4 separate regions of the Homo sapiens genome follow, and all the other regions are linked to region 1. A link is a loop called in an ENCODE intact Hi-C map of the cell type or tissue named here. Cell type or tissue: A673. All regions are shown on one strand.

Region 1 (8,000 bases):
GAGGTTCTGGAACTAATCAACAGATACCAAGCGTATTAGTCCGTTTTCATGCCGCTGATAAAGACACACCCAAGACTGGGTGATTTATAAAGAAAAAGAGGTTTAACTGACTCACAGTTCCACATGGCTGGGGAGGCCTCACAATCATGGCAGAAGACGAAAGGCACGTCTTACATGGTGGCAGGTAAGAGAGAGAATGAGACCCAAGGGAATGGGGAAAAACCCCTTATAAAAACATCAGATCTCATGAGACTGATTCACTATCATGAGAACAGTATGGGGCAAACCAGCTCCATGATTCAATTATCTCCCACTGGGTCCCTCCCACAACACGTGGGAATTATGGGGGCTACAATTCAACATGAGATTTGGGTGAGGACACAGCCAAACCATATCACCGAGGGACAAGTGTACCTGGAACATGCATGGCGCATAGCAGGCATTCAATATGTATTTGTTGAATGAATAGTCTGTGCATATTTAACATAAAGTTAACACAGATTTGCATGCTTTTCACTTAATCTAATTAGTGTGTAAAATTTTCTACCAGATCACATCACAATCTTAATTACGAAAAAGTTTTCCCTTAAATAAAGATACGAAGTGTAAAACTCCCTTTCACGACGTATTGCATAGACTTAGCCATTTATTAACATCTCTCCCCTACGGAAAAGGCAACTCCACTGGCTGCTATCTTAGTTTAAGGATCCAGTCTCCATGTTGAGGAAATATTGCTTGCTTATCGTTCAGATTATTGGTTCACTACAATTTAAGGGCCTAGAAATAGTTAGGAAATAACCTTAAAATAAGCAATTTACTCCTTCCCAAACAGAATCAAATCTGTTATTGAGTTTCTTTTTGGATCAATGAAAGCTGTCATGAGATTATACACTAGTTTTTAACTCCTTCATATAAAATAGAAAATGGTTACTTATGAAATAAACACAAACATTTCTTTTTAAAATGCTTTGTGACTTAATCATTGGACCAGAATTTTCTCTGGATCGATCAAGAATTTTTCTTTACATATCAGAGTTGATGACAGAAATAAGGCTGATTGTATAGAGCTTCAATAGAGGAAAAAATAATTCTCCTTAGAAAAATGAAAAAAATGAGAAAGTAAAACGTTTAAAACAATAAATTACATCTCTGAGTTGGACCTGAAAGGTTACTGTACTGAAGTCTTGTAATTACTTTTTTCAGTTCTACAATCAAAACCTATTAGGGCAATTTTATGTGGTTTTTCTTTTTTCTTCCTTTTTTTTTTTGTTTTGCCTAACATTCTTGAACTGAGTTCAAGTATTAAGTATTTCGCCATATGTCCTGTCAGTCACATATCTAAGACAGAATAAAATAAATGTATTCTCAGACTGTGTTTCACACTCTTCCAAAGTTTTTTTTTTTTTTTTCCCATGGAACTCACAGAGCTTTTAAATCTGGTTATTAGCCCTGATACTTTCTCCCTTTTCATCTTCCAAACCCTAGGCACAATCCCGCTGACCTCTTCTGCAGCTATTTGATTCCCAACACAATATTCAAACACAACTAGGGGCAGCCTTCCTTAATCAGGTCTGTCCCTGCAGAGTTTGGTTTGCTTTGTTTTAACAAGCAGGAGTCTTGATTTTCTACAAAGCTCTGCAAAGGTTGTTACAATCGGCGATTGAAGGAAACCGAAAACTGATTGCCAAAGAACTAATTGACCTATTTTTTGAGTCTTCATTAATTTCATTTTAGCTCAGTCATACGAACATTTAGTCAACATCTGTCTACCTTGCAGGCCTGGTGCCAAGCATTAGACAAATAAGACATGGCCCTGTTTATCGTAGAATAAATGCTACGGCGGAAACAGGTACAGAGTACTCTATAATACCAATGGGGTGTCGCACTGTTAGGCAGGCAGTGTTTTATTTCTATAGATTTTCAGGGTTTCTGTTCTGTTTTCAGTGTCTCTTTTCCTAGGAGTCAGAGAAAACTTTCTAGACAAAATCATGCCTGGGCCAAAATTTCAAAGTAAGTGTAAACTTGGCAAAACTAACTGGAAAGGGCATTCACAAATTCCATTGATTCATTTTTACCAATTTTATTTTTCTAAAAAAATGAAGAGGAGGAAGGTTGAGACCTAGTATCTAAAAGGAGACTGGATTATCTCTAAGTCTTAGTATATCTTGGTTTGTTTACCTTTGCTGAGCTCACTCGGGGTAAGCTGCAGTCCTATATTGAAAATGCTTGATTTATTTTGCTTGCTGTGGTGTAAACATCTTCATTAAAAAAATAGTTGCCCTGGTCTGAATTTTGAAAGTAAAATTAATATATTCTGGATTAAGTGTGAGTGAAATCGCATTTTAACTCAGTTAAAAGACATTCTTTTTAATAATCAGGTTTAAAATTTTGAATGACTATACATAAGATTTTTAAAAGAAGTATTCAGTTTGAATTTTGCTTGCTAATATCAGAAGAAACCCTACTTCTATGGAAAAGAGAACTGTATTCCATTTTCCTTAATCCTTTGTTAGTTTGTCTTCCTTAATGTACCCACTGTGGTTGTTTCTATAACATATGGGATTTTATACATTAAAGCAAAGCTGTGTTTGTAAAAAAGGAAAGAAAGAAAAGAAAAAAGAAAACTGCTGATTTTAAATTCCAGTTTTTATTCTATGTATACTATACTTGGTTATAAAAAAGTTACAGATCATTCAGTTTTGCCCAGATTTTACCCTACAGAAGTCCCTTTATTAAGAAATGAGATTTAATGAAAAGAAAAGTAGGGCTACTGTTTATGTGGCTGCAAATATCACTGGGGAAATATTTCATGTTTACATTTTGCTAAACTATTTATAGTGAGGACACATACTACAGTAAGGCCCTCTTTTCCCCATATAATGGATATCTTTGTGCCTTAATTCTACACACTTGCACAGTTTACATTTTTACCCAGTCTGCCCACATTTCATGCCACATTACTTTGTCCTCCAAAGCCTAGCTATATTGGAGCAACATCTTCTGGCAGAACAGAGACACTGAAAATCCAGAGAAATAAAACCCTGCCTGCCTAACAGTGTCTTAGATCGTTAGCAGGGAACACAGACCAAATTTAGCTATTTAACAAATCTCTCATTGATGATTATTGGGGTTTTTTCTTACCCTCACTATTGATCTTTGAAAGCTCTCAATTTTAAGCAACTGAGTTTCTTTCCCTGAATTAATGGTTAACACCTATTGCTGTGTTTTATCTATATTTTAACTATTTAGCATGGTGTATGAGTACACCATGTATGAATCTTCTAAAACAGTTCTTGCCTGAAGTATAGAATCAATGAGTGAACTTTGGAGTCCCTCTGGTGGTCATTTGAGTCAGTTTTAAATGAAACTGATCTCTTATAAGCCCTTAGATACCAGCCTCATCCATTGGCCATCTTATCTCTGCACCCCTACCCCCTCCCACCCTACTTCACTTTTACCACTCATCACACATAATTCCTCACGCTGCTCCTATGAAGCGCACAAATACAACGTAAATAATTTCTATAAATTTCTAATATTTGCTTGTGGAAACATTTTGCCCACAACATTGGATTTACAATAAAATGCTCTCCTGTTTTATGACGCTGCTGAAAATTAAAACTGTTGCCAGTTCCCTGATTCTTCAATAGGAAATCACAGCTTTGGTTTCTCCTTTCCTTAAGTAGATTTTACAAATTAATTGTAATTTTTAAAGCATATCTTTCTTCATGTGTGTGTGGCCCTTAATGACTTGTATTTCTTTTTAGTCACATGATTTAGTCTCTTTGAACATTAATTTCACTAAATTAAGAGCCCAAGTAGAAAACAGTTGTGCTCAGAATAAACAGTGATTTGGGGTAGTCACTGTGCAAATATATTGTCTTTCCCGTGATTCCTTCTTTTTACCTGTAGAGGAGCGATGTCTTCCTGGACTGGCCCTTGAGTGGTGGAGGAGGCTTTCAGGAAAAGTCTTGAACTGTGCTTAGAAGAGATTAAGAAGTCACTTACCTAGACGGAAGTGAGATGTCTTCTTGACATTATGTTTCGTCCCCTTGATAGTCCTGTCATTATCTATATTTCTAGTCTGTGGTCTTAGAATTTCAGAGCATTAAATGTTCAGTTCCCATGAGTTTGTGGTTTTTCTGAGTGGGTATGTATTTGCGTGCCTTCACTTTCAGTTGAAAGATATTCATCCTTCAGGGCTGTGTTTGCTTTTATTCAGAAAATAAGTATATTTAATGTACTGTTTTTGAAAAAGGAATGAAAACAGTGATTGAGCTGATATTGAGATCATCAAGTGTTTCTAAATCTCTCCAAACACATTGCTCCCTACATGCCCAGAAGGCACCATCTTTTCCTCTTAATATAATGGGTTTGCTTGAGTATCAAAATGCTGCATTATACAACACGAATCATCACACTGAAGATATCAATCACTTGTTTTATTAAATTAGAGTAAGAGAATTTAGTACAGAACAGAGGCAAAAAAAAAAAATTATTGCTGGGCATGGTGGCTCACACCTGTAATCACAGAGCTTTTGGAGGCTGAGGCAGGAGGATCTCTTGAGGCCAGGTGTTCATCACAGGCCCAGGCAATATAGTGAAACCCTGTCTCTACAAAAAAAAAAAAAAAAAAAATTAAATTAACCCATTATGTTGGTATACACCTCAGCTACTCAGGAGGCTGAGGCTGGAAGATGACTTGAGCCCAGGAGTTTGGGGTTTCAGTGAGCTATGATTGATTGCACCTCTGTACTCCAGCCTGGGTGACAGAGCAAGACCCTGTCTCTAAATAATCATCATAATACCACAGCACAGATCATGCTTTTAAGAGTTATAACAACCAAATATAAAAATCTACATATACACATGTTTTATACTATTCAAAAAATAGTCAAATAGATATAACCTTGTCCACTAGGAACAAAACACAAAGTTGCATTTGTTGAAAGTCGACATTAATTAAAGAAAACATATAATGAATAATTTGCAAGAAAAAAAGAATGTCATCTTTTGCTGCTTAAGTGTTGCACCGCACAACAGATGAAAAAACAAACAACAGCAGCATTACTTCTATTGCAGACATTTTTTTCCCTGTAGTTTCTGACCTCCAATTCACTTTCATACTCTGTGCTGCTTCGGGGCATTCAGTGTTTTGAAGGAGAGTTGATGTTTATATTTTAACATTTTTAAGAGAGGTAAATGATTCAATGTAGCAAAGAGAAAATAGGTTTCATTGTTCTTTGGGTTTTAAATAAGTAGTTACTGTTAAGTTATAGCAAGCAAATCTCCAACATCTTGCATTCATCACTATTCTGATGCAGTTTTTCAGAATCTGTAACAATGTGATTTATAGACTCATGAATAAATGTTTCAACTGTTGTCATATGGTCTTAATTATGTTAAATTAGAGGATCTGGCTGACAACACTAGAAACATGGATGCCTAGCACCATCTATTGTTCATGAACAAAACAACTGTATGGTAAATAAAGGGGAAAGTCCTTCCCCAGGTAGGACTTTCAGAGAGGGTTTGCATTAGTTTTCTACTGCTGCTGTAACGAAGTATCACGAACTTAAACAATGCAAATGTATTATCTTTGGGTTCTCAATATTGCTTATAGGTTAGAAGTCTGCAATGGGTCTCACTGCGCTAAAATTAAGGTGTCAGCAGGGCACTTAGGGGAGAATCTGTTTCCTTGCCATTTTTAGTCTACGGAAGACACAGCTTTGAGAGGCCACCAATATTCCTTGGCTTATAGCCATCTTCCTTCATCTTCAAAGCCAGCCATATTGCATCTCTTGAACCATTCATCCATAGTCACATTGCCCACTGATTCTAACCTCAGCTGGGAATGTTTCTCTGCTCTTAAGGAGAAGATTCAGGTGATTAGGTTGAGTCCATCCATACAACCTATCCAGGTTAATCTCCTCATCTCAAGGTCCTTAATCTTAATGATATCTGCAAAGTTCCTTTGTCCACATCATGTGACATATTCACAGGTTCCAGAAATTAAGACACAGACATCTTTTGGGAGGCCATTATTCTGCCTACCACAGGATACGAGAGAGCACTAATTAAAAACCATATCTAAATATACAAAATTTAATCTCTTGACTTTTGGTGGAGTCAGTATGTTGGCTGTGGTAGATTATCATTATGTTGGAGACAGAGAAGATTTGCTATTTTAGTGCTTATGAACTTATACTACAATTTGTTAATTTTCTCTCACTAATACATATTAGGTAAGTATTCTTAAAATGACCATTTCTTAAGAATCTCCCTACTAAATTCAATATTCTTTAGGTGATGAGTCAGTCCTTATTTCTTCCAACACTCAACCTCTGCCCCTCGCCCTGCCCCACCCTTCAACCTGGTCAGCAGTGTGCATGTTCACACACACACACACACGTGCCCATACACACATCTATACATATTCATGCATTCAATAAATGTTATTATTTTCTAACCTTTAATGTCTGTTTTACTGAAGGGTTCAGCTTTGAATGTCTTTGGGAACATATAGATAACTTTCTCACCTTCCTTTCAACACTGAAATACTCTGTGATTATTCCTATTTTTTTTCTACAGTCATGCCATTTGTATGTCAGTGATAGATAATTTTGAGGCTAAGTCCTCATCTCAGCATCCAGTTTTATTGCATTTGTAACAGTAACACAGATACATGAGCTGCTGGGCTCTCAGGATGCCATTAGCGCTTCATGATTAATCTAGAAGAGGAAAAGGACAGTTGTTAAAGAAATACCCAACAACTTGCTCCATGTTAAAATCATTTCCTCTCCTGACCAGGAGATGCTTGTGACAACTAAAAATAGAGGCAGCTCTTGGTTGACAACATTGCTCTTAGTCTTCAATTATCTGTAACCTATGCCCATCACCTTAAATTTTCTGGAGGAGAAGAAATCTGTAGAGAATAGTTTGTCACTTTGTGATGTGTTTGATGTTTCTCACTGAGGAATGAGAAGAGAGGACATTTTGGAAAATAGAAGCCTGTTTTTATAATTTTTCAAATTTGGTAACAAAATAAAGGTACTGAGTTTTTGAAAGGACTTGAAGATGAATATCAGCTCTTCCTGGTCTATCCAAACTTCCCTCTCAAAATCAAAACAAAAATGTATACAAATATAATGTATAAGTCACGTTCACAACCACATAACTTGATAGCAACACTATCCCTGTATCATAGATATTATTTTGCAGTTGAAGAAACTAATGTTCATATCTAATTGACTAGGATTCTGCAAGAACATGCTTGTCGATAAGGATATGTGGAAGTAGTCACTATTACATAATGTTGGTGGCAGAAAAAAATTAATCCAAGTTTTCAGAAGGGCAGTATTAAAATGCTAACATATGTCTTAAAGCAAGTCTTGGACCCAAATTTTTCGCTTTAAATAAGTAAAAGTTTAATGATGTGAACAAAGATTGAAATAAAGTGGTGTTCCATGGAATACTACACAGCCATAAAAAGAAATGAGATAATGTCCTTTGCAGGAACTATGGATGAAGCTGGAAGCCATCATCCTCAGCAAACTAACACAGGAACAGAAAGCCAAACACTGCATGTTATCATTCATAAGTGGGAGCTGAACATAGAGAACACATGGACACAGAGAGGGGAACATCACACGCCAAGGCCTGTTGGGGGGTGGGGGTGGTGAGGGGAGGGAACCTAGAGGACTGGTCAATAGGTGCAGCAAACCACCATGGCACACGTATACCTGTGTAACAAACCTGCACGTTCTGCACATGTATTCCAGAATTTAAATTAAAAAAAGAAATAAATTTTAAAAATGGTGTTCATCTCAGCATTGTTTATAATAGCAAAAAATAACCTACGACAGAAACTGCTGATATTCAGCAAAGTCTGTTTCCCCTCCCTCATGGACACACCACTGGGCTACATTTCCCCTGTTAGAGATGATCATGGGGCTGTATTCTGGGTGACAGAATGTGGGCAGAAGTGATGATACAACTTC
Region 2 (8,000 bases), 1.9 Mb before region 1:
TTGGAGTTCTCAATTGTCTCCCCACCTCCACCCATTTCTCCAAATAATAGTTTGTCTTTTTATTAAGAAATTCAAAGATAGAAATATTTGTGACAGATTGAAGGAGAGATTTAAGTGAAGTTAATTAACTATAAATCATTGATTAAATACATTTTTTAATAAACCACACAGTTTCCTTTCTGCTGCTAATCACTAATTAACCTGAAATCATTCAGTTAAAAATCCCTACAAGTTTAATTTTGTTTTTCATCATTTAAACTAACCCATTTAATTAGAAGTTTACTCAATTTTTTAATATTCAGTAAAAAGATGGTGTCTGATGTGGTCAGGTAAAATTTCAATCTTTAGATTCAAAATTCTCAGCTGGATCACAGACTGATTTGAATGCACCACACGTGCTTTTCTGGAGTCCCCCGTTGGACACAGAGTACTAAGACAGACTCAAAAAAGCATAAACATTTATTAAATAAATATGTACCCTGGCTCTTCAGCAAATGACACCTTAAATTAGACATTTTTATAAACAAAGTTGAAAAATAAATAGAAGATGTGATTTTACCCAGGAAAATAATTTTAAAGTGCACTGGGGATTGGTGGTGGAAAGACTATTAACAAGCAATAAAATGACTGAAAGTTGAAGGGAGAGGAAATAAGAAGAACTGAACATGAAATGTTCCCAGATTATCAAGTTGTAGTTTTCGCATGTGTGTGCAAACACAAACTTGTGTGTATGTATAAATTGCACACCTTATTAATTTGAGGTTTCCAATACTTATAGTATATTAGACTAAGCTGGGCTCTGTTAGCATCTGCCCTCCTGACATTCTAGTCATTTAATACCTATGTACTGTACTCATCGCCTTGTCCAGGTCCTCCAATTACCACCCACACCTGCCAATTCAGCTGGGCTGGGATTGAATCCTATTTCCATAGAACTTTATAAAATCTCTCAGCCTGGGTCGGAGTTACCTTTGTTTTCTGAAGTGCTTTTCAGGTAGCAGGAAGTGGGGCTAAGTCTTGCTTTGATTGTGTGCTTGAATGTATTTTTTCCTTTTGTGGATCTCTGGGTTCTTATCCATCTGCCTTGCTCTGCTGTCCTTATTTTTGTGCTGCCTACCTTGACTTCTCACATGCTATTTGAATTCTGAAATAAAGTCTGGTCTGGAATTTGGTGCCTGGATGAGTCCTTGCTCCTGGATGCTTTCCTTATTCAGGGATCTCACCTCTGCCTGACCACATACTTCTGGGACAGGCCTTCCCTGTCTGTCGTCACACTTCCCTGTGGCTATCGTCCAGTCTTTATTCCTAGCCCTAACTTATCCCTTTGGCCTGAGTCCTTCTGGACTTGATGGCTTCCTACGGTCTCAACCCTGGTAGCCCCATACCCCACAGCATTATGGAACTCAGTTGTCATGTTACTGGCCTCCAACACCCCTAATCTTTCTGAGGCTTTTTTTTTTTTGTCTGCGATTGAGGTTAGACTAGTGTTCTTTGAGGTCCCTTCCAGATCTAATGCATGATGATTCTATCTACTTCAATCACAACCTAAAATAATAGGAATGGGGAGAAGGCTTTAACAAAACTTGTTATGACTAAGAACTTTATCCTGTGTGGATCAGGAGGAGGTGCCCATGCGGGTCTACGGTTTTCCTGCTATGTTTTTGGTCCTGACTTGCCTGAACAGCAGCGGGTATAGAAAAGGACAGTGAGTGACTTGTCCTGGGATTAGGGTTCAGCTTTGAGTCTCTTGCTCATGATCTTTCCTTCAAGACCTATAGGTCCCTTTTTATTGTTATGCTTTCCAAATAAGTGGTTTGTTTTCTTTCTTCTTTCTTTCTTTCTTTCTTTCTTTCTTTCTTTCTTTCTTTCTTTCTTTCTTTTCTTTCTTTCTTTCTTTCTTCCTTCCTTCCTTCCTTCCTCTCTCCCTCCCTCTTTCTTTCTTTCTTTGTTTCTTTCTTTCATTCTTTCTTTCTCCTTCCTTCCTTCCTCCCTCTTTCTTTCTCTCCTTCCTTCCTTTTTCTTTCTTTCTTTCTTCTTTCTTCTCTTTCTTTCTTCTTTAGTTCAACTTAAGCTTTTTCTTCTTCACTTAAAAAATCCACCCTGAGCTTCTCGACCTGTATTTGATACATGGTCCAGTGCTTTCATATTCTAGCCTCCAGGTCTGACTGTGGCAGGTGTACTTAAGCATTTAGGGATTTCTCCATCAATGAGGATCTTTCAAATGTTCCTGAGAGATAGTTTGAGTAGGTCAATAGCTAAGATGAAAATAGGATTTGGAATAACTAGAGAGTTAAAATTATTTTAAAAATAAGGAAATGTTGGCCAAAGACTAATGTATGATAATAGTTCTTTTATTAAAAGAACTGGTTATTTATGATAGCAGAAGGCAGCCTAATTTGTCTTTTAGTAATGTAAAAAACTACCCATTGAGAAGCCATGTTAGTTGATGAAATGCTATTCAGTTGTCCTTATTCATGCATTGTCTTTATTTTAATGACTTGGAAAAGCTTATTGAGAAAGATGTTCCAATAATAATTTGGAGGTAGGGACTAGGATTGTAGAGTTTGTTACATGAGAAAACCATGAAAACTTTGAAACAGTTCTTTTCATATTATTGTATAAAAATTGTGGGTTTATGCTTTGAGCAGGTTCACCCCCCTTTCATATAAAGAACTATAAAGAGTTGCTTTCTCTTTATCATGGGAGGATATTATGTTCTGTTTATTCACCTTCATAATAATCACATAGGTCTTCTGAAATAATTGTAATGCACGGCTTTCAAAGTAGCCTAAAATAGAGTATATAGAATTTCACAAAATTTGCAAGGTGGTTTCAAATACCATTCTCACCATTTTATAGTTTGGTAGAGTGGAATGGTGCAGATTATGATTTTAGGTGAGTTTCTCCAGTTGTCTTCTAGTAACAATCAAGTTATAAAGAGATACCATTCTGTCTCCTAGAAATTTCAGCTTGATGCCAGCACTAGAGCGTGTATTCATGTTCCTTTTAAGGTGTATAAAATTGGAACGCTAATTTTCATCCCTGACCTGTACTCTATTAATTTCTCATGTAAAGTGCCGATCACAGTGCCAGATACAAGAGCAGGTACATCATAAACTCTAGTTTCATTTCTCCTTGCTTCACTTTCAGGTACTCTAAATACCAAAAGACTCTGAAAAGAATGCACATCTTAGCCTCCTTAGCTCCCTAGAAAATCATATCCAGCATGAGTTCAGATCAGGTGATATTCTGGAAAGCTTGGAAAGCCTCAGATTTGTCCGTTACTTGGAGCATTAAAAAATCCTAGCATGTTCCAGGGTGGGACTCTTGCCAAGACCATGTGCCTGAGAGGTTGCCAGTGCACAGTAGGATGTTTCTCAGCTTTTGAATGTGTTAATGACCATGGAATGCTATTGTGTAGATCAGCCTGAAAGTACTGTTTAAGAAAGCAAGATCACAAACGATGCATTTAAGTAAGTCATTTCTTTGCACTATATTGGTTATTCATAAGTTGCATCAAATTGAAGATACAAGTTCACAAAAAGTAAATTGATCCTAGATTTTAATCGAATGCAGGCTAAGTAAATGCTTATCTTGGAACTATATTTCTATTTCTTTATGAGAATATTAGAGTTAAAAGTTTGTTACTTTAATATAGTATAGTTGATTTAGTAGTAAAGATTTGGAAAAAATTAAGTCCCCAAATATAACAAGTACTAATATATTTAAAATATAGAAGAAGATTTTTTTTTTTAAAAAAAGGTGTGGCTAGCTGAGTAGTTTTTGAATTACGTTAAGCACACGTTGCCAATGTTTATTAGTAAAAGTTCAAACCTGTGACATATTTGTTGGCTCAAATACAAATACACAAAACTTCAACTCAAATATATTTTCTTGCACGACAAAAATCTGACTAATGAAGCAACAACAAACATCTTTTGGGAAAGAAGGAAAATCGAGTTAAGAAAAGATGGGGAAATATTTTTTATTGTCCACTAGATGTCAGTACTGAACTGGCAAAACATCTGTGCCATGGTGCTCTTAGACAACATGCTATTAATTTATAATAAAAGGTATCTGACAGCTTTATTCTGATGAATTATGGGAATCCAAAGCATAATTCCCAGCCTTTGGTTTATAAATTGTCATTGATTTTAATGTTCTTTGTAAAGTTGTGGCATGCAACAAATTTTCCTGCCAAGAGCTGTTAAATAAATAGTCATCCTTTGCTCTGAGTAGTACATTGAACTTGTTAGACTGATGAGCAGAACCAATTGATGGTTATCCATAAACCATTTATGACAGATGCACAGCAGCAATTCAAACAATTATTGAATGCATTCATTATGTATTTTTAAAAAAATCTCAAGTGAACCAAAAGGAATATCACAGGTAATAGACCGTAGCAATGCCACACAATTCTTTATGAGCTACTTCCTGATTGACAGGTGACTAGAATTGTTGTAGGATTTTCTGAGGGCTCATCAAACCTCACTGGAATTATTTGGTTTTCTCTATTGTGCGATTTGGCATCCCAAAAGTATATTGCATGCCTTTTCTAAAGAAAGATGGTTATTGTAAAGACAGAAGCTTTTGTTCATGTAAAGATCTCTTACAAACTGGCATGAGAACAAAAGAAAGCTTATGCCTGAGATATAATTTCAGTGCATTTGGAGATTCAGTTTATGTATATGGGAATGTGAAATTTGGAGGTCTATGATGACCAGTAAGTACTTAATCACTTTAAGCAAAGGTTCTATCTCCTAGAAAAATTCTCCACTGGCCTTATGCTGTTGTATTTGATTTCACTCTCTGAAAACACTTAACATCCTTGGCGGTTTTCAGAAGGACCCTCGTTTGCCTTTGTTCTTTGTTTGAAACTGTCCCGCATGTTCTGTTGCTATGTCAGGGACCACCTCTCCTCCCCAGAAGTGGCTTTCAGGGATGTAGCCTCCAGTCTGTTGTTTGTACAATGTTTTAAGACTTCTTTGGGATCAAAGTAAAGTGACCTAAGCATGTAAAATTCTGTTAATGGTGCTATTTGTAAAAGTACACCAGCAGACTACCTTTAGGCACGGTTAAGTAGTGAAACAGTACATTAAAGACTGAGGAGCTGACTCTAATGTTCTATCCTTGATTTCCTTTTTTAAAATCTATTGCTCTAAATGTTGTGATATGCCAGGAGTGCACAAGCTGGACATGTCTCCCCAGTTTCTCTTTGAAAAGGATAAGTCCATGGGCTGAGGACCTCTGATCATACTCTGAATTCCTCAAAAAAATTGGAAGATAGTATTCATTTAGTGTCGTGTTCTTCAGATTTAAAAATAAAATATTCTTTTTAAGAAAAAAACATTAGGAAGACTGAGAGCTTGATACACATATGGCTGCCTTTTACAAGTCATTATGATCTGTCATATAAATACTGTATTTACTGACATTTCAAAATGTGGACTCTAATCTCCACACACATTTATTTTTTTAATAGTTGCTTTTCATTGCAAGCTTCAGTCCAACAAATAACATGAGAAAACATGCAACATGGTCCATAGGTTCGACTATCAATGTCATTACTCTTTAAAAAGCTCAAAGACAGTCGAATTCAGAGTATAAAGCATTTAAACCTAAATCCAGTTAAACTAAATGGAGTGGGGTGGAAAGTTAGTGAGAGGAGTCACTTTGAGCCCTGATACAGTTCTTCACTGCAAGGGATGAATGGTAGCTGTGTATTGCCGTGTATTTTTCCAAAGCTATTTTAATACTGGTTCCTTTACCTAACTCTCAGACTTTCACCATCTCTTCTATTTATCAACAGCGAGAACTCTTGAGCTGCATTAATCAGCTGCAGTGGCATTTCAAACAGGCAGTATTACTCTATGCAGTTACCAGTGTTTAAAAATGTACATTCTTTGTCCAACATTGTGACCACCTGTGGCCAATCAATTTGATCCATAGACTCAGCAGCTTTTTCTGTGCCGAGGGTAACTCGAAAAGACTGTTTCTCAGGCTAATGCTTCTGGGGACCATGGGCTCAAGCAAAAATTGGGTGTGGTGAAATGGGGATGGAGTAAAATAGTCTTTTAGAATTTTGTTGAAAACTTGTGTGACTAGTATTTTGGATAATTTTTACTCATGCAAATTATCCATATAATTCCCTTGAAGTAAATACTGTAAAAATGTTGCATCTAAAAGTGACTAAGGCTAAATAAAATAACTGATCAAATCTAGAGAGGAAAAAAAATAATTCTTTTGACGAACTGAAATGTTCATTTTTCAATCAGTTTATTTATTTAGTCACTGAATATATATCAAGCTCCTGCAACAGGCCGGGTACTATTTCTTGCACTGGGAATATAGAAGTGGAGAGAAAAAAAGTTTCTTCCTTCCCTGGAGCACGCATTCTGGTGAAGGGAGGCAGACAATGAACAAATACATATAAAATAAGTCATCAGGGGTGAGATGTGCTGAGGCAACAAAGGTGAAACAGGTCAAGAGGGTTAGAGAATGGGGTTCTCAGATGTCTACCATAAGGGGCTTTCTCTGAAAGAGCATACAGATTTGGGTTGTGTGCTCATTTAGAGAGAAGCACCTTTGGTAGGCATCTGAGCAGAAACCTGGAAAAAGGGATTAAGCTGGCCCCTGTAGCTAACCAGGGAAGGAGGATTTCAGGCAGAGGAAACAGCATGTGTAAAGCCCTGTGGCAGGGACAGGCTTGGTGTGGGAAAAGAAGAACAGAGAGGTGAGTGTGGTTAGAGCGTGTGAGTGAGGGGAAACTTCTGCCATATGAGGTGGGAAAAGTACGAGGGAACGTGGTCAGATGACGTAGACCTTTATGAGATAGCGTAAGAACTCCAGCTGTTTGTTCTAAGTTATCTGGAGAGGGCTTAACGGAGACAAGTGAAGAGAACTGACTTACACCTTAAAGAACTGCTGTTTGCTCTGTAAAGGTAGCGAGGTGGGAGATAAGGGAACTAATCAGGAGCTCATCTGGGAAATGATTACAATAATCCAGGCAAGAGATAATGGTGGCTTTGCCAGTGTAGCTAGGGAGACACGGCCAGATTCTGGCTATATTTTGAAGGAGAGCCAACAAGACTTGCTGATGGGTTGGAGGGGATGAGAAGAAGGGAGGAGTTAAGGATGACTAAGGATTTGGCCTGAGCAACTTCCTAAGTGCTCGTGCTATTTGCTGAGTTGGGGAACACTGGAGAGGATCAGTTTTGGGAGTTTAAGGAAGAATCAGGAGATATTGAGAGGCAAGTACAGTAGTCCTCCATTATCCACGGTTTTACTTTTTGTGGTTCCAGTTATCCACAGCACAGTACAATAAGATATTTTGAGAGATAGAGAGACCATATTCACATAACTTCTCTTACAGTATATTGTTGTAATTGTTCTATTTTATTAATTATTGTCATTAATCTCTTATTGTGCCTAATTTATAAATTAAACTTTATTGTACATATAGGAAAAAATGTAGTATATGCAGGGTTTGGCACTGGTTTCAGGTATCCACTGGGGGTCTTGGAAGGTATTGTCTGCAGACGAGGGATGACTGTAAATATACAATCATGAATTTAGGGACAAAATCAGGTTTTATCGGTTTAGTGATATCACATAGTGTCATGGGACTGAGTGAGATAACTTGGGAGGAAAGGGAGAACAGGTGTGGAGCCTTAGTGCATGCCAAGTCAGATGTCATGAGGAAAAGGAAAACCCAGCAAAGGACACATTGCAAGAAGAACATTAAGAAAGTGGGAGCCTAGAACAGTGCTTCTCAAAGTGTGGTCTGTGGACTTGTAGCAGGTATGGGCTGGGAGCTCTTTAGAAATGTAAGCACTCAGACCACACCCAAACTCACTAAGTAAGAAACTCTGGAGGTGGATCTCAGGAATCTGTGTTTTGTTTTTTGAGATGGGGTCTCTCTCTGTCACCTGGGCTGAAGTGCAGTGGCACGATCATAGCTCACTGCAGCCTCAACTTCCCAGGCTCAAGTGATCCTC
Region 3 (8,000 bases), 770 kb before region 1:
GAAAAGAAAAATACCAAGCTTACAGCTATTACAGCCATCCCAGCAGACATGTCAGCCATATAAGCGAAGAAGCTATCTTGGATATCCAGCCCAGCCATGCCTTCAGATGATTTCAGCCCTGCTGTGATCTGACTACAACTACATAAGAGATTCCACGTGAGACCCATCCAGTTAAACCCAATCAAACATCGGGAGCAGAAAAGAATAATAAATTGTTTGTTTAAGCCTCTGAGTGTTGGGTTGGTTTTTAATGTAGCTATAGATAAACAGAATTGGGTATTGTGTGGAAAGAATTCAGACTAGGTAGGAATTAGACTTTTTGATTCTTAGGCTCCCATTCACTGCTTGTGTGGTCTTATATAATCAAAACTTATTTGCATCCTATATTTTCAGGTGTAAAATGAACAGAGTAGACTACACTTAGATCAGATCTGAGAGCCACTGAAGAGATTCATGGGTTCTACAAATTACCTCAAATTTAGAGCAGAATCTTATGTATATATATATTAAATTTTGGAGTGACAGGCTCTATTTCAGCAGATTTTCAAGGGTTTATCAAATTACAAGAAGAGGTTAAAAAGATCAGAGTATTTCTAATGCCTTTGGCTTGAAACATTCATTATTTTATGAAAGCCAAAAAGAAAATGGAAGCTTACAGATGGCCTGTGGTATTTAGTCAAGAATATTTTTATGATTAAATTTTACAAACAGAGATATCAGGTCACATTATTTAAGAATATGTTTAAATCTGTGCTTGGTCAAAATGGTATTGGGTTCCCACCCATCCCTAATACCCTCCCCCAGAAATTGAAACTATAAAAACCTACTAAGATACAAATTTTGAAAAATTTAAGGAGGGACAATGAACAAAGTAGAGATTTCTTGCTGGAATTATATTGTCAGTCTTGGCCTCTTGCAAAGAAGATATCTTCCAGTACCTAGCGTGTTCCCATTAGCTGGTATTTTCTTATCTTCATTCAATCACCCAAATCTAGTCCAAGCTTTGGATTCAGTTTCCATCAGTAGAAATATAACAATTTTCATGTGTTTCTTAGCAATAAAACAATTTCTCAAAACAAGAAAATGTACTGAATAACTACAATGTGCCAGAAACTTTTCCATTTATCAATAGATTTGTCAACGTTTTCAGAGTCAAGATAAGCTTATTAATTTTTGACCTTTCTTGCTACTAGAATATAGTTCCACAGGGGCAAGGATCTGTGTTGGTTTTGTTTCCTCACATACCCCAAGGTGCATCTCTAGGATTATGTCTGGCATACAAAGATAATAAATATGTGTAAGATGAATGAATATGTGTGTATGGAGGAAAGAAATTTGAAAAGGAAGTAACTAGCAATAACACATTGGATTGCATCCTGAGAAATCTGATCCCCGTAAGAAAAATGTTATATAGGTAGAAACAGAAATAGGAGGTAGCAGTTGCTTTGCCTAAATTGCACATACAAGAGGCTAAACCAAAGGAACACAATCATAATCCAGGGCCAAGGAAGAAAGATAATTTACACCTTATTAAAAAATTGCCATTGCTACCAAGTGCTGTGCATTTCTTGGAGAATCTTTCTTTAAAAATTTGAATAATATTCTAGGCCGGGTGCTGTGGCTCATGCCTGTAATCCCAGCACTTTGGAAGGCCAAGGCAGGTGAATCACTTGCGGTCAGGGGCTCATGACCAGCTTGGCCAACATGGCAAAACCCCATCTCTACTAAAAATACAAAAAAAAATTAGCCCGGTGTAGTGGCACATGCCTGTAGTCCCAGCTATTCAAGAGGCTGAGGCCCAAGAATTGCTTGAACCTGGGAGGCAGACGCTGCAGTGAGCCGAGATCATGCCACTGCTCTCCAGCCTGGGTGACAGAGCCATGCTCCATTTCCAAAAAAAAAAAAAGAATAATATTCTGAAATATTAATAGGGTTTAGATGCCAAAGAGACCAGTGGACTAAATCCCAAATGACAACATAATTGCTAAACACTATTTTTGTTTTAAGAAGTACATATTGGAAATATTTATTTTCTAATAAAGGGGAAATCATGACAATGATACAGCAATAAACTGAAGTAGCCTATTTAGAAAATTGCTTGTAATACAGCAGGGCTACTTACATATAGGCAGAATTGCTTATTTGCAGATTATCTACAATTAATCAAATTAAAAAAAATAGAAAACAATGTTCCTTGTCTTACAAATAATTCACATGCGCACATGCATACACACTCATACACACACACTCAAATTTACTTTACCTAAATAGAAGTGGCCACCATGGTGATTCATATCAATGACTTGATAATCATCTCCTATTTTTTCAGGATTGGGAAATACGTTTTATTTTACCAAAATTGTAGATGAGCCCATTGTGACTAAAATTTTCCTTATATATTTTCTTTCCTAATTCTCTCCCTTCTTTGCATCTATTCTTTCTTTTTACTTTCCCAAAAGAAGAAGATTCCATATTTTTTGTTAACAACTTTTATTTTGTAGAGTAGGAAGAGATATTAGCAGTTCTGGCCCATTTCTCAAGTTATTCCTTTGTGGTAAAAACCTCTTGTTGCTCATTCTTCTTGCTGTGCCTACAACCTGATTCAGGCTTGAGTTGACTGGAGTTAAAATCACCTTAACACTGGAGACACAGGTTAACGGCGACCATTCTAAAGTAACAATTAAGGATAGTAAAGTAATGTATCTGAAGTGAAACTTATCCCCTATTGCAGTTTATTTATTATCTTGGTCAACTTTTAAAATGACACTTATACTAGGAGTCTTCCTAAACGAATGAGTATTAACATGGAACATTTCCTCTGCCAATTGACTAACAAGAGAAAATATTATTTTCTCCTATTAATCTTTGATACAAGTGTAGAAAAAAAAGAAAAGGTTAAACTGAGATATCTGATGTTAGAATCACACTCAGGTGAACATTTTTCCCAGGACTTCAAATTTTATTCAACAGTTAGAGGTCCATGCGTTCTTTAGCCACAGATCACTTTTGCTAACTTTTTGTAATTGCATACTAATAATTCTTCAAAAACTTACAAAATTTCATCAAATTGCTGACTTCAGCAGAAAAAAAACAGAAATGGTAAATGTCTAGAATCTTAATTTGCAAATGGGTTATTTAGCGGACAAGTGGTTGTTTATTTTTACTTTAAGCAACTTCTTTCCATAGTAACACAGGCAACTAGAATGAAGTATGTTCCCTTGGCAAGACAGAATGAAGAAAAGTCTTGTTCATGAGGGCAGTTTCCAAGTCAACATCACAAAGGTAACTTACATCAGACATATTTTTCCACACTGGAAAGAGTCCAGAAGACATTCAGGACATGGAAATTTCATATGACACGGAAGTCCTACTGTCTACAATTTTCAATGAGATGTAAAAAGCTGATGAAATGATGGATTTGAATTTTTTTTCAAACCCATAATTCACAGTAGATAATTTTAAAGTGAAGGAAAACATTTTGTGATCAATCTTTGAATATCTCTGACTCATCCTCATAACTCCATGATTACAAAACTGTAGCCTACAAATCTAGGCTTTGTACTTGTCACCTATGGCTTAATAAATACTACCAGGTACTGCTAGATCTTGTCTGACAAACCTCCAAGGAAATCAGAATTGCTTTAGGATGAGAAATCAGCAGGTGGCACTCTTTCCTCTACATCCATTTTTAACCACTGTTTTAGGGCAGAATATTAGAGGTTACATCCTAAGAGGTTGATACCTAAGGTCTTGGGTGAACAGGGGTAAATCAGTGTTGAAGACAAGAGACATCACTAGCGCAATGGAGAACTACCAAACACTTCCTAAATCTATTCAGTAGAAGCACCCTAAATCTATTCAGTAGAAGCAATAGGAACTATTGATAAATCATATTGATAAGTAGCTATTGCCATCTCATTTGGTGATCACTTCATTCCCATGAAAGATTAATACATTTGTGGTTCAAAAATTGTGTCTTATCCAACATGAACAAAAAAAGTTTCTGCACATACGAAATCATCTTCACATTTTATTTCCCTACCTTCACAGCATATTATCATTCAAAGCCTTTATAAAGAGATGAGTTTCTGTATGTGTCTCTAGTCAAGCTTAGAGCAGGAATTGTATGGACTGACTCTGCAGACAGATGAGAAAAAATACAATGGTGCCCTCTTAATAAGTGCACATTAGAGCTCCAATACTTTCTGTAAAGAAGGCTAGTCTGAACAGTGTTGACTTAACTGCTATAACTACTTCCCTGTATATTTACGAAACTTACTTTCTTCATAATAAAAAAGAGGTATTGAGAACATGTCCCCTCAAAACCTAAGACAGCTTAATAATTTTAATGAAAAATGTTCATTCAGAGATAAGAAGAGACCATTTCATTTGTTTATTTAAAAAGAGAATTTCTAAAACGTATCTGCATATTTAATCTGTGCCATTGCCAAGAGTAACCTGGTTTCCCAAGCTTCAAAAAGAAGCTCTAGTTTTTAATAACAATGTGAAATTTGGTGATTTGTCCTTTACACAGTAAAAAGATACTTGGAGAAGACCCTTGCGGAGGGTCTGCTATAGTGAACTAATTTGTATCTGGTCTTATTTGAGGGACTCATGGGAAAATTGCAAAACTAATCTGATTTCCTTCAGAGCTTAACAAATAGAAGACCATTTTTAAGGCTGAAGTTTGAGATATAAAGTAAGGCTTATTATTTTTATCCATAAAATATAGTAAATATTAGAACAAATTAGAATGCTGTAGTTTAAATGGTTTTCATAGATTTCTAAGACCATTTATACATCCTATTTCACATGAGATGCCCCATTTGGAGCTGCCCAAAGGGTATTGTGGAAATAAGACAAAGTACAGCTGTTCTAGATGGCTAGATGAGTGATAAACACAGAATCAACTTGAGCTGGTATCTTCTTCCCATTTGCAAATAAGAAGAGAGAGATGGGTAATACCATTTGAAGAGAAGTGTCTATTAGTCTATTAGTGTACAGGAACCTGAGAACCCTTCGTGACTTGTAGTTTTTATGAAAAGATTTACTTTCCTTTTATTAGCAATGGATTTCGGAAACAGAACTGATGAGGAGATGAAGCATGGATTCCACAGGGCATTTTAAAATAAGCTAGTTGCTCTTGTTTAATCAATGCACTCTATGACTGGAAAGCTCAGATAAGCCAACATTCCTCTCTTAGCGCCTCCTTTAACCGTATGTCATCACATATAACCTTCCTGGATAACTACTCATTATGCATGACGGCATACCAACCTGTGAGAATATGAGGGAGAAAGCATTATGCTCATCAGAGGCTGTGGGTTTAGCCAACCTGCCTAAAGAAGCCCTGAGATTTCTGAGCCTTTTAGCCTCTTTCAGTTCCTGCTCCATCCTCAGCCCTTTCTCTGGTGACTATGTATAAGGCAGCAAACAGCCTGGCAGCACCACACATGTCTGAACGAAATGGCCACTCTTCTAAAGACTTAAAAGTTTGATGTACAACAAATGCAACTTGAATTGAGTAGTTAATAAGCCTTGATCTTGAGTGGATTCAATAGGTTTGTTTCATCCACTGAAAAGTCAACTCATACCTTAAACATTGTGTGTTACAATAAAATGGTAGGTTTTGGGAAAGTCACTTGGAAAAAAGAGTAGAAAAGTCTAAGTTGCAGAGACAAAAACTGGACCCATAAGTAGCTTCTTATAATCACTGATTATTTAGTATGAAATTTTAAATGACTCCTTAAATTCACAATCTGGGGGCCTTGTTCCTAATATAGACTACAGACTACAGGGTGTTGAGAAGCACAGTATATTATTTCATTAAGTGCTTTTTGGGAGAAGGGGATTTAGAGGTAAAACTGCTGGCTTTGTGTGGCAAGGTCATGACCTTTGACAACTTTGGAGCTTATCTCTTTCATCTTCTCACTCCCCAGAGACCTCTAACTTGCAGAGGAATCAAGCACATAAGCCTGGGCTAGGCAGAATTCATCATTGTTGTGGAGCTAGGTTCTCTCTTTCCCTCTCTCTCTCTTTCTCTTTCTGTCTCTCTCTCTCTCTTTCTCTCTCTCCCTTTTTTCCCCCTCTAAACAAAACAGATCTGAACTGAGCCAAGGAAACAAAAATGTATTGTTCCTCGCAGATGGAAGCGAGTGTCGCCTAGGTAACCAGATTAATCTCCTTTTTCTCTCCCTTCCTCTCTTGTAGTGCGGTAATCGGTGGGCTCTTTTCACAAAAAAGCCAGCCTCAAAGCTGGGGCTCTAACTAGGTTCCTAATTAGCTGCAATTTACAATGAAGACAACATGATGAGATAATAGAAATTTGCAAAATAATGACATACCTCAGCAAAATATTCCTCCTCCTAAGAACCATTTTTATACAAAAACAATAAAGAGGGCCCTTCTAAAGCAAAGCTGGAAAATGGTGGTGTATTATGTGACACAGAACATTATTGTTCGCCTCTTGTTCCCCCAATCAACAGCTTATTGTTTGGCATCTTAAATAAAAATGACTCAAATACAGGCCACATAATGATCTCCATTGCGCTAATACACTGTATATACTGAGTAGTCAAAAATGTACGGGAGCCAATGCCAGTGGGGCTGATAAAGTAGCAGGGCCCAGGAAGGTAATTTACAATACAATGCAATAAGCATTATTACTGTTCTTAATCACACGTATCTTTCTGATTCCTGTCAGGATGCAACTCTGACATCAAAAAAGGGCGCCCAAAAGGAGGACAGCTAGTTAATGAAATATGATGGATCACATTTGTTTTCATGTGGTGGTTAGCTCAAATGAAGCAGCCTCCAGACTGTTAGCCAACAGTATTCTCTTGTGTGACATCAAAGACTACTATTCAATGGGGGCAGAAAAAAAAAAAAAATCACAGTAAGACAGCACAGAGGGAGGAGCTCCTAGGAACTGAAAGAACCATTAATAGTAATCTCTACCTTATGTCCAAAAGAACAGAGCATGAGGAAGAAAGGCCAAGGCCAACCAGTCAGTGATTTCACAATGAGGATCATCAGCACCTATGCTGATTTCGGGAGAATGGTGCAGCTAACATGCGGTGGGCAAGATTTCACATTTTGCTACACAGGAGCAATTTGTCACTAGTGACAGGAGGTACCTACCCTCGTGCCTTGTCTGAATCAAGATTACAGCACCCTATGAAACATGGAATCCAAATAATAAAACAGAATCCAATGCCATGTTTTGCATCAACAAGAATCATTCATAAATGACAACAGATTGTCTAACCAATCGGGAAAAAAAACAACCATACACAAAAAGTAAGTCCACATTTGCTTATGGACGAGTAATTGTGAAGAGTACAGCTGCACATACTTGAGAACTAATGGTCCCAGGACTTAACCATAAATAACTACTGACTAAAAACCAATTGGCCAGGGACAGAAAAAGCATTAACCCCTTGGTCATTTGGCCCTCAACAACAACAAGACAACTAGATCCCCTCACAGAGTAATTAAAAGGTAACAAGTAGGACAGATTAGAGAAGGTGCCAAATGGGCTCTAATGACTTTGGAGGAAAAATTGTTGTATTTGCTAATAACATTTGCAGAAACGCAAAAAAATGGGAGACCATCTGGGTATATCACAACCCCAAAGAGTTTGGCGTCCGCCTTTTGGAAATGTGGCCACAATATATTGACTTGCATAGGACTACCAACCTTTTCCAAAGATTTTTTTTTTTAATTGAATCTCAGCCAACAGAGAAAGAGAGCAAAAGGCTGTGACACCGTGCTGAAAACCAAGGATTAGTGTGGTCATAGTTATCTGTGTCTCTGCTTCTAGATTTTCCGTAGATTTGATGTTTACTGTAAAATGATATCTACTCACCAAAACCACTTTACTTTTCAGTTTTATGTAAACCTTACAAGAAATATTCTCATCCAAAGAATTCACTGAGTGACTCAATGTAATATAGTCGGTGGAAATAATAAAAAGGAATGTGTTAAAACTATTAACTGAC
Region 4 (8,000 bases), 1.6 Mb before region 1:
CTTTTTTTTCAGTAGAATGGTTTAATTAAGTAGTTAAGTAAAAAAGAAGCATATGGAATACTTTGGCTTGCTTTTCAATAACTTCTGGAACAGAAACAAAGGTCCACTTGTTTAAGATCTCAAACAAAATAATTCTAAATATGGCATTTAAAAACAAACACAATAAAATTCAATCCTTAACCAAAGATCCATAAAAGACAAACAACTAAAGTAATTGTTTTTACTGCTGTTATTATAAGTAATAATTTCATTTATTTCATGATGAGTTTTGCTTAGCTACAGTGGTTTTCCATAAAAGAAAAACATTGAGGTTTTTTTGGTGGTAATGAAGAGGAAAGAATATATAACATTTTTTAAGTGTGGAATTAATTATTTTGAAAAAAGTGTCAGAAGTATAAATTATCTGAAAGAAATATATCTGCTATAAAATTCCCAACTTATGTAATTGTATGTCTATAAATATTATTTTAATAATCATTTTGCTTATATTGCCAGTTGTGTTGAACCAAAGCTCAGAAATAGAAAAGTCACTCAATAAGAGTGACATCATGGGGCTTCCATATTCTCCCTCAATGACTTCCAGATCAAATTTTCTCAGTGTATAAATGAAAAGATGATGTTTCTAACAGCCAGCCCTGCAGACTCGACCTGGGATCTGAAGATCCAGCTGTGTTCACTTTGCTTCTTCTACCGTCACTGTAATGAACATGCTACATGGCTGACAACTGTGTTGATGGTGCGTGAGGTTGAATATAATCTAGCTTGTCTCTTCTGTGAAGGATTTTCTGACTCTGCTAGCCTAAGAAGAATAAAGAAAAATGAGTATATTTTGGTCTTTTAAAAATGTTTGTTTGTATCTCTTGAGCGGGATTAGAAAGAAACTGGAAAACACACAGAGCGCAAAATTACTGACTAAGACAATTATTTTACAGAGACACTTTGAATCCTTCTCCACATAATCCATTCTCTATCAAGGGATGATAATTGAGACTCTATGCACCTCACCAAAGAACAACCCACACACTTGTCACTGCTGTGATGAAGGATGATATCTGTGGGCAACAAAATATTTAAAAGTTTAATTCTCATCTGATGTCACAAAATGCAAGTAATTTAAAGTCACCCATGTGCTAAGAGAACAGCAAGTTTTTTATCATTCAAAATTCTTATTCTCTGGAGCATTTTACTTCCCATTATTGTGATCATAGAACTCATATCTGCCCTGAGCCATCTATATTCATATCCATTGTCTATCCACAATCGTTTTTTCAGATATTTTTGCCCCCTTTCTGTTTCCTTTCTCTCACCACAAAAATCTGCCTGCTGCTTTCCTCTTAATCTATCCCCACCACACTGAGGCTGTCAAGAGAGGAGTAAATAGGAAGAACTTAGAAAATAGGGGTTTAAGGAGCTTACATGGAAGCATGATGCACAAAACCCAAGGGTCAGGGATGTGTAAATCTTTGTAAGGATGTGTTCTCATGGACTACAAAGTAAATCTGAGCTGGGCTCAAGGAGCCAATCCCACTTGTTGTGCTTCACCCTACTTCCCTTCCTCTTTATGCATTCAGGTTTCAGCTCAAATGCCCAGAAATACAGGTTCTTCCCTGCACTATTAACTCTTCATCACATCAGCTGTTTATTTCCTTCTTGTGACTTAGCACAATCTATAATTATCTTGTCTATTAATTAATTAATTTTTAGAGATGGGGATTTCGTTATGTTCCTCAGGCTGGTCTTGAGCACTTCAGCTCAAGCGATCTTCCTGCCTCAGTCTCTTGAGTAGCTGGGGTTATAGGTGAGTGTCAATGCACCTGGCATTGTCTATTAATTTCATTTTTATATATCATTCTACTAGATTGCAACCTTCCTGAGGTTAGGGACTCCATAATTGGATCTTAATAAATATTTTAAAGAAGGAATAAGATGTATTGAAAAGACAATGGATGGGAAAGTGAAGTGTGGCCAAAATGAACAGAGAAAGCATTTCAATGAAGGGAAAGAACAGATCCTATAACTAGAAGCTGAGATTTGTGTTCTAAAGTGACATAGTGTCCTGATCTGAGCATCAATAGGCACAGGAGCTACTCAGCTTCTTCACTGACTGACCATACCATTGTGTAAGTAGATTTTCAAAGAGGATTGGAACATTGGGAAGAAGTGGTAATCAGTGATTTGGTGGTTCTCAAGAAAACTAAAACATCATATTTTAAACTGGATAAGTGAGCCAAGCTGAGAGAGCGAGAGGCTGCTCTTTGGGTCTGGAATCTGGTGCTGGTTGTTCGATTTGTGGTGAGATGGAGTGTTCTGGCAGATAGGGGGCTTAGCACAGCAGAGGGGAGATAAGAGAATTTGTGACTCAGTGCTGTTTGTGCTTTGCTAGTCCCCGGCTCTTCTTCAAGCCCCAGATTTACTTAGCCTTCAGGAGACTGGAGCACCGAACACTTGAATAATAAAAATGTATTTAAATAAAAAAAGCTTATGAAAACATTTTGTAATATTTTTCAATCACTATATGTGAAAAGTAATGTAGCAGATACAATATGGAGTTTAGATTAAAACTCAAGTTTGAATCCACTTGATCTATCAATTACTGGCTTGGAGACTTTAAACAATTATTTCATTTATCTTAAGAGAGTTCCTCCATCTGTAACATAAGGATACTGATAATGGAGCTGTTGTAAAGGTATAAGACATTGTGAACATATTTTTCCAACTCTAAAATTGTAAACACATTTTAATAATTACTACATCTTTTAACACAGAAATTGATGTTCTTGAAGAGTTCAGCTCAGTTGACCACCACATATTATAATTCAGTTTTTAAGGATGTGGGTTCTGATGTCAGGCTAGCTGGATCAGAAGCCTTAACTTTCCAGTGCCTCAAACTTTTTATCTCTAAAATGGGTATAAAGATAGGGTGTACTTCACATGATTGTCTTGAATATGAAATAATATAGTCCGTATCAAACCCTTAACACAGTGTCTAGAACACAGTAGGAGGCCCATCCATGTTCACAGGTATTTATTACTTTTATTAGCATTAGTTTTACAGGTATTAGTTTTACTTTCTGTTCACTATGGGATGTCCCTTGAGACTTCTTTTGCTCAAGTCCAGGTGCATTTACACGTGATGACCACTAGATGGCAGATGCACCATTTTTATTGCTCAGATTGGTACCCAGCAGCACTTTGTCCTTGGACTCTTCCTGGCATTCAAGGATCTTGGAGAACCCCAGAAACAGCACCTTGAGTGAAGTAATCAGATTATTTTTTTCTAGGAATAAGTCATTTGTAAGTGACGTCTATTAATATGCTTTGTGTTGTAATCATTCAGGATAACAGTTAAAAGAAAAAGGAAAAAAATATATATATATCAATAGGTTATACTTTCTCTTCTAACAATCTCCAAAAGGAAGGTAGGTGAAGGAGCATTTTCTTCTGAGAGTTTATGATGTGTATTCAATGTTAGAACTGATCTGTGGGTTTGAGGAAGAGAGAAAGATACTGAGCTAGACAATATGGAGTTTCTATCTTCATGCAGCTTACAGTCTAGGAAAAGAGAAACATAAAATGATATAATATGATATGATGTAACACATGATGATAATGATATGACAAAGGGATAATGCTGTCAATGATAACACAACATGGTCAATTCTGGTGCTGAACTAGTAACTGGTTACCGTGAGAGCTCGATTAACTCTGGGAGTTAGGGAAATGTTCACAAGAAGGTAACATTGGAGTTGGGCCTTGGAAGTGATGAAGGTAGTAGAAAATAAATAGGGAGAAGTAGTCTTCTAGTTCCCCATACCCCAAATGCACATATAAAGGCTTGAAGTTGTGAACGACCGTGGTGCATTTAGGGGAACAAGAGGAATGCCTGGGCTACGTCACGCAAAGCCTCAAATGATACAGAAGGACTAGCAGACAGTCTTAAAAGACGGAAGTTACAAGATCCAAATGAGTTGTTGGAAAATTACTTTGAGAAAATGGCTAAAGTTTTTGGAGGCATGAGACCTAAATTAATGCTAATCCATTTTGTCACAACCATGTCTTTATCTCCTCCTACTTCCCCCATCCTCGGTTTTGGAAATAGGTATTGGTAGATACCAAATAGCTCTTTGCCAAACATTCTGTTTTGAACCTAGAGTTAAGTCCTCCAACAGCCAGCTAAACTGCAGACAAATTTGCCCTACGAGTCCATTTGGGACCTTGGGGTAGGTTAAATGGGACGATCTTCCTGCCTCTCATTCCTATCATCTGATTACATAGGGCCTTTGGGACCATATTCAGTATTTTGCACTGTATTTGGAGTGCAATGGGAACTTTTGAATGAGTTCTGAGAGATGAGTGAAGAGAACTTGGGCTGAAATGAGGCCCGTGGATTAGAGGGTAGCCAGAGTGAGTGCCACTGCCTCAACAAGGCAAGGTGACTTTAACCCAATGCTAGTAGAATTGGAAAGAAGGGACAGATTTCTGATATGTTGAGTAATTAAAATACCAAACTTGGCAACCAATCAGATGTTGTGAGTCTCCCAGAAGGCACTGCTAATGAACATATCATTTCAGCTTGTCTCTTCATTGCTGAGTACTTTACATCAGGAGCAGCAACAGAAAAGGCCAAACCTCAAATCCGCTACTATAGATGTATTTTTATAGGCTCCTAATAAAAATGGGTCTTCATTACAAAATTTAATTGCTTTAAGAATCTTACTGACGTTTTAGCTCTCCTGTTGTGTTAGCTAAGAAAGTCAAGGGTACGCTGAGGTAACAGTGTTAAAATCATAGCGATTTAACACTGCATAGACTTATTCCCCCTTATGGGACATATTCAGTGTGAGTTAGTAAGAGGCTCAGCTCCACGTGGTCATTCAGGGAACCAGCCTGACGGAGGTTTAACCATCCTGTAGATGTACCTCTGAAACACAGGCCTTCCTCAGCTGCCATTGCAGGGGAAGGGAACTGAGAATCCCACCTGAAGCTTTTCATGCTGCAGCCAGAAGTGACATATTTCTACACACACATTCCACTGGATCAGTCACATGACCCCACCTAACTGCAAGAGAGCAAATAGAATATCTAGAGCATTACAGGCTCTACCTCCACGCCCCCACCCACCCCCAACACACACACACACACACACACACACACACACACACACGTGTCATTTTTCACAAAGAGAGATTTTTTTTTTTTCTAATTCTTCCTCTGAGATACTATCCCTGGGTGAGGAGGAGAGAGAAACTAAACCATAGTGAAAGGTGGCTCCTGGGTTGTCAGCAAGGCTCATTTACTGACTAAGGAACTTTTTCCTCCAAATAAGCAAGACTTAAAATTGGGCTTTAACAATTTTACAAAGACCTCAAGTCATGGGTTCTCAGGTTTGTAGGAAATGAGTGCATTAGAAACGAGAATGTTAAGGGTTGGCTGCAATGATTCGTCCTCCCTGGAGCACTGGGCTCGCCTTTTCTGGGTGTCTGAAGGTCGTTGGCTTCCTCTTTCCTCCACTCCTGGATCATCACCGAACAGAAGCTTTTCTAATTGAGATGTCAACTCTCAGTCAGATTGGCAGCTAAAGCCCCTTCTCAAGGCTCAGCTATTGAGTGAAAAAGGATTTAAACTGACATGAACGCCAACCTGGGCTGAGAACAAGTCTGTGAGGTAAATTTCTTCATCCTGACGGCTCCAAGCCTCTTTCAGATTCTCTATTATCTAACAGAGTCCTGCTTTGACTCCTTGAGTCATTGCTAGCTGCATACCCAGAGTCACTGCAGAGACATTGTTCTCATCCCATTTAGTTTGGTTCTAAATGAAAAGTAACACAAATGGAGTCAAGGGGTCTTTCTACCTGTGCGATTGGCTTCTACCCCCAAATGAAACCTTTTAAGGCTACCAGGCTGCTGTTTAGATTCACAGTGGCCTCAGCTTGGGAGGCCACCATGCTGCTGTTCCCTTTGGCCATCCCTATCCTCAGAGAACTTCCTTGTTTTACCACCCCCAGAAGCTCTTAAATTACATAATATGGAAAAAAAAGTGATTGCTTTGGAGATCAAATCTACATAACTGGGAATTTTAAAGATAATTTTTGGAAGATGTGTGTGTGTGTGTGTGTGTGTGTGTGTGTGTGTGTATTCCCCTTTGCTTCAAAATGCTATTGCTTGTCATATAGTAAAATGCCAAAAACATATTAGATAAAAATACTTCTGTCTGTGTGGTCACAGTTGAAGTGACTATGGCAAGTTATTTCTATGATTTATTTTCTCCCTTTGTAAAATGGAGTTTTTCCAAATGCAAATTGCCAATACTAAACACTGCCTAGATCATCAAGCTGTTTCATAATAAAATAATGTATGTGGAAGCTCTTTAAAAATCTTTTAATCACCATGCACACATCAAGTATTTCTATCATTAATACTCTCTTTTTTTTTTCTGTTGGGAAGATGACTGAAACAAGGGACTTCCGAAAATAATTTGCACCTTCAGGAAGTTCTACTACACACAGTTCATTGAAAATATGAATGCAATGACAATAAACAATGGCTATGGAGCAGGATTTTCAAAGTAGAAGTAATGACTACTGCCTTAAAATCACGCACATATGCAGAACTACAATTATCCCCGCCTCCTTTGCAATTCTTTTTTGAATTAGTTCTGTCTGCTCTTCACTTTAACATCCCTCCAAAATAAATTAAAACAAATCTTTTCATTTCTGAATGAGATATGATACCCTGTTTTGGATATTGTTATATCACTGATGGAGTGGTAACAAGGTCTATTTCAGTGCAACAAATGAACAGACCAAAATTCAGGGGGCCGCTTGTTCACTGGGTTAGGAGACAGTTTCTCTGGAAATCTACAGTGTTCATCATCCCTGAAATGTAAACTATCTATTTATATCTCAAATAATGATAAGTGGAAGTGTGATCAGGAAAGGAGAGACACAGATTTTCTATAAATGTGTTTTTCTTGTGATAATATGTGAAATTATATTCCATGTTAAATTGCTCGAGGCAAGCAAGGTTTAATATGTATCTAAATAATTAAGCTAATTGTGTAAAAATATATTTGCAGAATTCGCCAAATGTGTTAATACATTTCATACCCTGTTTACCCATTTTACATGACTAAAATTTGCTTTGTGAAATATTCTCCAAAATACTGAAAGACCTCACAGTCTTCACAATTGTTATCAATACTCAGTACTTCCTGGGAAGGGAAAAAAGGTGCTAAGAGTCACATCTCGAGAAATGGCATGCTGTCTTTCCCTTTCCTCTACCTGTTTCTCCCTCTTCTTCTCTATTGAATTTCAAATTCACTTTCCTAAATGTGTACTTTGGGATATTCGTGTCATACCCCTAAATGGCATTGTAAAAACAAAAGGACATCTTCTCACAGGAGAGTGTTCCCATCTCAATTAGTTTTGCAGGATCAACAGTCTGCAATTTGCCAGCAGATTCCCCTTGCAACGTGTGGGCCAGACTGATGTCACATGACCTTTCCAATCTTTCCCACATATAAATTGCACAGAGTGTTGGGTGAGGAGCCAGAGTGCTGCCATTGAAAGAAGAAAGAGAAGGAGAAGGAGAAGAAGAAAAAAAAAACTTTACCGCTCTTTATTGCTTCTTAGAGCGAATATACATTATATTTTGGTGTGCAAAAGAGTAATGCTGGTCAGGCATGTTTTGGCACATAAACATGTTGTGAATGCCAAATGACTCAGTTTTTGACTGGATGTGTGTTTGTGTTGCTCAGTTAAAAAGTGCTGGTGTGCTGTCAGCACAATTTATAAGATGAGTAAGGAGGACAACATCTCTGGGCCACCTCTCCCACTTTGCCTCAGGGAGAACTTCACAATTTCCTTGGGATTACTGCTCCTTGTTAACCCCTGCCTTGTTTGTTCCCCAGCACAGCTCCTCTCCCACCCCAGCTTTCTCCCAGTCTTCCTCTTCTCTACTGCTATGGGTCTTAGATATACTTCTGTCGCATTGTGTTAAAAT

Evidence for each region. Hi-C counts contacts between places; a loop is a spot of excess contacts. Peaks named below come from ENCODE experiments on the same cell type or tissue, not always from the same donor. Only the 100,000 strongest peaks of a DNase experiment are listed, where the experiment ranks them.
Region 2: a loop joins it to region 1, with 7 times the contacts of the local background. A loop is called at or near these places in 10 of 110 quality-filtered maps.
Region 3: a loop joins it to region 1, with 5 times the contacts of the local background. A loop is called at or near these places in 6 of 110 quality-filtered maps.
Region 4: a loop joins it to region 1, with 11 times the contacts of the local background. A loop is called at or near these places in 22 of 110 quality-filtered maps.

What each region holds. Positions count from the first base shown.
Region 1 is chr12:24,775,768-24,783,767 of GRCh38, forward strand. No RefSeq gene overlaps it. Among named protein-coding and RNA genes, the nearest start is that of BCAT1-AS1, 40 kb to the right of the region's middle. In A673, CTCF peaks have their summits at 3,331 (motif pointing left), 3,534 and 5,457; DNase peaks (open chromatin) are centred at 3,334 and 5,404; H3K4me3 peaks cover 315 bases; H3K27ac peaks cover 2,500 bases.
Region 2 is chr12:22,852,293-22,860,292 of GRCh38, forward strand. The region is part of intron 1 of LINC02955 (long intergenic non-protein coding RNA 2955); the gene reads left to right. Among named protein-coding and RNA genes, the nearest start is that of LINC02955, 160 kb to the left of the region's middle. In A673, a CTCF peak has its summit at 3,987 (motif pointing right); a DNase peak (open chromatin) is centred at 3,979.
Region 3 is chr12:24,009,047-24,017,046 of GRCh38, forward strand. It overlaps a transcript of SOX5 not described here. Among named protein-coding and RNA genes, the nearest start is that of SOX5, 63 kb to the left of the region's middle. RefSeq lists a silencer at 3,529-3,823. In A673, a CTCF peak has its summit at 3,653 (motif pointing right); a DNase peak (open chromatin) is centred at 3,685.
Region 4 is chr12:23,202,239-23,210,238 of GRCh38, forward strand. No RefSeq gene overlaps it. Among named protein-coding and RNA genes, the nearest start is that of LINC02955, 510 kb to the left of the region's middle. In A673, a CTCF peak has its summit at 3,131 (motif pointing right); a DNase peak (open chromatin) is centred at 3,153.